Regions from separate parts of the Mus musculus genome. Here region 2 is linked to region 1. A link is a contact called in ENCODE Hi-C data. All regions are on one chromosome and are shown on one strand. Each heading gives the region's core, a stretch centred on a gene start or an enhancer-like site at or near the end of the contact. The rest is flanking DNA. Distances are from core to core; before and after follow the strand shown. Region 1 holds the start of Olfr1270 (olfactory receptor 1270). Region 2 holds the start of Olfr1271 (olfactory receptor 1271).

What was found. Hi-C counts contacts between places; a loop is a spot of excess contacts on that map.
Region 2: a map of T-helper 17 cell shows a loop between it and region 1 (4-fold over the local background). The contact joins the promoter of Olfr1271 here to the promoter of Olfr1270 in region 1. A Hi-C loop is called at or near these places in 5 of 37 maps with a recorded cell type or tissue (T-helper 1 cell, T-helper 17 cell, T-helper 2 cell and 1 more).

What each region holds. Positions count from the first base shown.
Region 1 is chr2:90,148,763-90,151,695 of GRCm38, reverse strand. It overlaps Olfr1270 (olfactory receptor 1270), which reads left to right and starts at 1,660. Exons shown (of 1, transcript NM_146985.2): 1 at 1,660-2,677. The coding sequence starts at 1,692. The coding sequence ends at 2,606. It also overlaps a transcript of Olfr32 not described here.
Region 2 is chr2:90,264,882-90,267,692 of GRCm38, reverse strand. Olfr1271 (olfactory receptor 1271) reads left to right here and starts at 1,265. Exons shown (of 1, transcript NM_146793.1): 1 at 1,265-2,182. The coding sequence starts at 1,265. The coding sequence ends at 2,182.

The DNA.
Region 1 (2,933 bases), core at 411-2,910:
CTGTAATGTCAAGATTAAGTTGTGCTTAAATTCAAAGAAGAGTTATGTGTTTATTTAGATAAATATAATTAAAATTTCTAAAAGGTCATACTTAATTTCAACTCTTCTCTTATGCCTTTTCTATGGATGCTGTTAATGAATGACTGGTTCATTTAGTCTATATTTGGCACTTTTGGGGTCCATAATAGGTGCTTGTTCAAGAAAGTAAGACAGTATGACTTCTATTTGGGTAGATAAATAATACTACCATAGCTTTGATCTCTCTCTCTCTCTCTCTCTCTCTCTCTCTCTCTCTCTCTCTCTCTCCATATATATATATATACATATATATATATATGTATATATATTACATTTTTCTCTTGTAAAATAGTATAATTCATAATTCTATGTTTGTAGGAAATTTACTATCTTTGCCTCATGTAACAGTGAAGTAATTCAGAGCAGTGGCACATGAGTGAGCAGAAAGCATTGCCTTGTTAGTGATAAAGATGGTAAAGAAGATGGTGACTTATATTTGTCTCAAGTAGCTTTTGTATAGTTTATTCAAGAGTTAGGCAAACATAAATACCAGGCACAGCAGCATTGGATGTACCTGACCAAACACACTGTTATGCTTATATTCTACATAGACAGAAGCTCGTGAAGTATCTTATCTGAAATATTCATTTAACAGTAGGAGAGGGTAAGGGGCTGTCTATGCCTAATCTCTTCTAAGTTCATCCTGTCTCCTTGGGAAGGGTGTGGCTGGGAGTGTTCTATTACTGTATCAGGAAAGAAAAATCTCTCATGGTCATCTCTATCAAGTCATATACCTGCAAATGATGCTTCTTAATATAAAAAAGATCTGATTTGTTGTGTTTCATGATTTACAATATTTAAATACTGTGACCTTGACTGACTTTAAGATACCAAGATGGTATTCCTGAATGTGAAGTTTGGGAAAATTACATCAAAAGCAGTTCCAAATGGCCCCATACACTGCCCGTAACACCTGTGTGTAGAGTTAGACTCTCCTTGCACCATACTGATGGAAGTACCTGTACATACACTTGATGGCAGTTTGTTCTCTAGAGTGATTGTACTGGTTTTTATGTTTACAATGGAATATGAGAGCAACCATAACTTTTACATTAGCCCTTGGTGTTTCTCTTCTGCTAATCACCTTTCCAAGTGATAAGCCTTGATTGACTTCTAAGTGAGTGTTTCTTTTTATATTTTATAGTGACAATGGTAGTCATAAATTACTAGTGAGACATATTTTCACCTCACCTACATTAATATATTGATACAATAGAAAATGGATACTCCTTGAGACATAGAAGAAAGAAATAAAGAATAGATGTGAAGAAATATGTCAAGGGAATTCTTCAAGAAGAAGAGGTATCAAAATGTAGTAAAGAGTATACAAATATATGTTCTTAACTTGAATGGCAGCCCAAATTCAAAATGTGTGGTTATGGGCAAGTAATCATTTCTATGGATTTCTCTTTTCCAATGATAAAACTAAGTAAAGCAAAATGTCATAAAATGTTAGTGTACTATGGTGAATTCTGAATTATTACATGTTGGCTAATGGAATGATTAGTAAGTGGGTTGTTTTCTCTGACATCCTGTAAATGATGTAACTGGTGCTACAATGTTTTATTTTAGGACACTTACTGCCTGATGTTCACTTCTCCTCAACTGAATCCATGGCCAGGGAAAATAACGTGACTGAATTGATCATCACCGGCCTTTTCCAGGATCCAAATGTGCAGAAGGTGTGCTTTGTGCTGTTCCTTCCTGTGTACCTGGCCACAGTGTTGGGCAATGGCCTCATTGTTGCAATGGTCATTGTCAGTAAGAGTCTGCATTCTCCCATGTACATCTTCCTCAGCTCCTTGTCCCTGGTGGAGATCTGTTACTCTTCTACTGTTGTCCCTAAGTTCATCACTGACTTACTTGCTAAGGTTAAAACCATCTCGCTGAAGGGCTGTCTGGCTCAGATATTCTTCTTCCATTTCTTGGGAGTGGCTGAGATATTTTTGCTTGTGGTGATGGCCTATGACCGCTATGTGGCCATCTGCAAACCTCTTCATTACATGAATATCATGAGTCGTCAAGTGTGTCACGTGCTGGTGGCTGTTTCTTGGCTGGGGGGCTTTTTACATTCTATAATTCAGGTTCTTATCTCTATTCAGTTGCCCTTCTGTGGTCCCAATGTGATTGACCACTACTTCTGTGACCTGCAGCCATTATTCAAGCTGGCTTGCACTGATACATTTGTGGAGAGTGTCATTGTAATGGCCAATAGTGGTTTAATTGCTCTGTGTTCCTTCCTTGTCTTGGTGTCCTCCTATGTCATCATCCTTGTCAATTTGAGGAAGCATTCTGCAGAGGGGAGACGCAAGGCCCTCTCCACCTGTGCCTCTCACATCACAGTGGTCGTCTTGTTCTTTGGACCCGCCATCTTCCTCTACATGAGACCTTCCTCTACTTTCACTGAAGACAAGCTTGTGGCTGTGTTCTACACGGTCATCACCCCTATGCTGAATCCCATCATCTACACACTCAGAAATGCAGAGGTGAAAAATGCTGTGAGGAAGTTGTGGGGAAAAAGAATATAGGTATGAAGTGAAGGAGAACTAATGATTAAAAAAAATAACCTATTATTGAAGTGGGTCTATTTTCTGTGAGATATTAAAAAATGGTAACCAAAAATTAACGACATCAGATTATTTTTTTTTTCGACTCTATGAATGCACACTTTATTATTAATGTACCTTCTCCCATAGACAGACGCCTGCCCCCACAAAGAAGTTGAAAAGTCAGAAATCTTGTGACATGCCATCTCTGCTTTGATACCCAGAAGAGAGCTTGAGCTTCTTCAAGGCTTCCAACGCTTCGGGGAGTCCAGGGTCATTCTGAGAGCACTCCTTGGAGTTCTTCTGCCT
Region 2 (2,811 bases), core at 16-2,515, 120 kb before region 1:
TTCTCCATCCTGGGATTTTATCTGGCTTGGCCCTGTGCAAGTCTTGTGCATGCTGTCAGTTTCTGTGAGTTCATATGGACATCAACCCTATTGTGTCTGGAAACATAACCTCTCCCTTTCATCCACTCTGTGTTTTCTGTATCTAATCTTCTCTCAGTTACTCCTACTTACTGGATCCTACTGAGGTATTGAGAAATTTCTCTGTCTCTTTGTGGTGACTGACCCTCAATAGACTTAGTGGGAGATGGTGGCAAATGATTGTTGAAGAGTGTGGAGAATTTAGTGATTCCAATACTCTCAGAGATGTGAACATTCATTAGAAGATGTAGAGGATTCTGTCTTGAGTAAAGTGAGGACTGGCACAGCTGAGGACTGGACACAGCATGGAAGACATTGGGAAAGGTCAGAAGGAACAGGAAAATAGTCCTCTATAAAGTGTAGTTTTATTTCCTGGTGAGTTTATGATTTTGGGAGTTTGATCTCTAGTTGGTGACTGAATCATGCTGGCCTATTCTGCTCATGCTTCAGTAGATGTGAAGACTGAGCGGCATTGCTCCAGAGGGAGCTTTTCTCCTTAGGTTTGCTCTGAGTCACCATATGATATCTCTGCCATGCCACGGCACAGAGGGAAGGCAAGCCCCTTGATTCTGAACTTGCTTTGGTCTTCTCAGCTTGCAGAACTATGAGCTAATAAATGTCTATTCTTTGTCAATGATCAAGTCATATGAAGCATATGAGTTATTTATATGCTTCAGATATAATAATTCTCTGAGGAACAGAAGGACACAAAGAATTGGAGCAGAATGGCATCAAAAGGAACATGCAAGAGGAAGACCTATTAAATGCAATGAAGATAATACAAATACATGATCTATGTATCCATCTCCCCACCTTTCTACCTAGAATGTATCTTAAACTCTTAAATTCAAAACACCTTATGATATTTAGAGAGATACCCGGGCTGAAAGTTAGAAAGACTCATTCTGAGTTATTTTTTCTGTGTGTGTGTGACTATTAATAAATAACCATTTCTCTGGACTTCTATTTTCTGTTAATAGCTAAAGGGAATTAAAATATAATAAATTATCCCACTAGAGTAGTAACATTTAATGGTGAATAAGAATGTACTGGCTGAGTAGTAAGTATTTAGCAAAACAGCCTGAGCTTTTGGGAGTGCTTTTAGTGAAATTAACTTGTGCTGCAATGCTTTGACTTTTTTTCAGCTCTCCCATTATCTGATGTTCAACACATGTGAGCTGACCCAATGGTCCATGAAAATAACGTAACTGAGTTAATTTTCACTGGCCTTTTCCAGGATCCAGAGGTTCAGAAGGTGTGCTTTGTGCTGTTCCTTCCTGTGTACCTGGCCACATTGCTGGGCAACGGTCTTATTTTTGTGACAGTCAGCATCAGTAAGACTTTACATTCTCCCATGTACTTCTTCCTCAGTTCCTTGTCCCTGGTGGAGATCTGCTACTCCTCTACAGTTGCCCCTAAGTTCATCACTGACTTACTTGCTAAGGTTAAAACCATCTCTCTGAAGGGCTGTCTAACTCAGATATTCTTCTTCCATTTCTTTGGTGTTGTTGAAATCATTTTGCTAGTGATGATGGCCTACGATCGCTATGTGGCCATCTGCAAACCTCTTCATTACATGATCATCATGAGTCGTCAAGTGTGTCACATGTTGGTGGCTGGCTCCTGGCTGGGGGGCCTCATTCACTCCATAATCCAGATCATCATCACTATTCCATTGCCCTTCTGTGGTCCCAATGTGATTGACCACTACTTCTGTGACCTGCATCCATTACTTAAGCTTGCTTGCAGTGACACCTTTATGGAGAGGTTTATTGTAATGGCTAACAGTGGTCTATTCTCTATAATCTCTCTCTTCATCTTGGTGTCCTCCTATGCTGTCATCCTAATCAGCTTGAGGAAGCGTTCTGCAGAGGGGAGACGGAAGGCCCTCTCTACCTGTGCCTCACACATCACAGTGGTCATCCTGTACTTTGGACCTGGTGCATTTATTTATATGAGACCCTCCTCTGCCTTCACTGAAGACAAGCTTGTGTCTGTGTTCTACACTGTCATCACTCCCATGCTGAACCCCATTGTCTATACTCTAAGGAATACAGAAATGAAAAATGCTATACGTATGTTCTGGAGCCAAAAAGACAAGTGAAGGTCCACAACAAAATTAGAACTATGTCTTGGGTTTTGTGCTCATTGAAATGGGTTCTGCTTGCAGTAGAATTTTCTTTTTATCCCTTTTTTTTTTTTTTAACAAAACCTACTACAATCATCTGTATGGTATAATTTCTTAGGAAACTTCTACTGTGGTCTGCCTTTCCTAAAATATTAGTTCTAAAACTCACATACTAACATAAATCCAGGTCTTTGAATTTCAAAGCTTCATTTTTACTATTTAAGCTAATGTTTCTTGTCTCAAAACTACATGTTATATTTACTTATAATAGCTCATGCTTTTATGGTTTCTAATCTTTCCAATGATTAGAATGTGGTTAAATATGGATGATTGTGAGGTATTTGATTTGATGTGATTTCCCCTATTTACTCTGCAGAGCTGTCACACAGCAGAGAGTGGTCCGTCCTCCTTTTTTTTTTTTTTTTTTTTTTTTTTATTCCCTGGAAACTCCTTTCCAGTGTCATTATTGTCCATTAAAGTAAAGTAAATGAAGTAAAATAAGGGTTACATTTGAGCTATGACAGCAGGCTGTGGGCTTGACACAGTGTGACTGAGAGTTGGGTGGCATACACATGAATAACCATGGCAAAGTGGGCATTCATGTC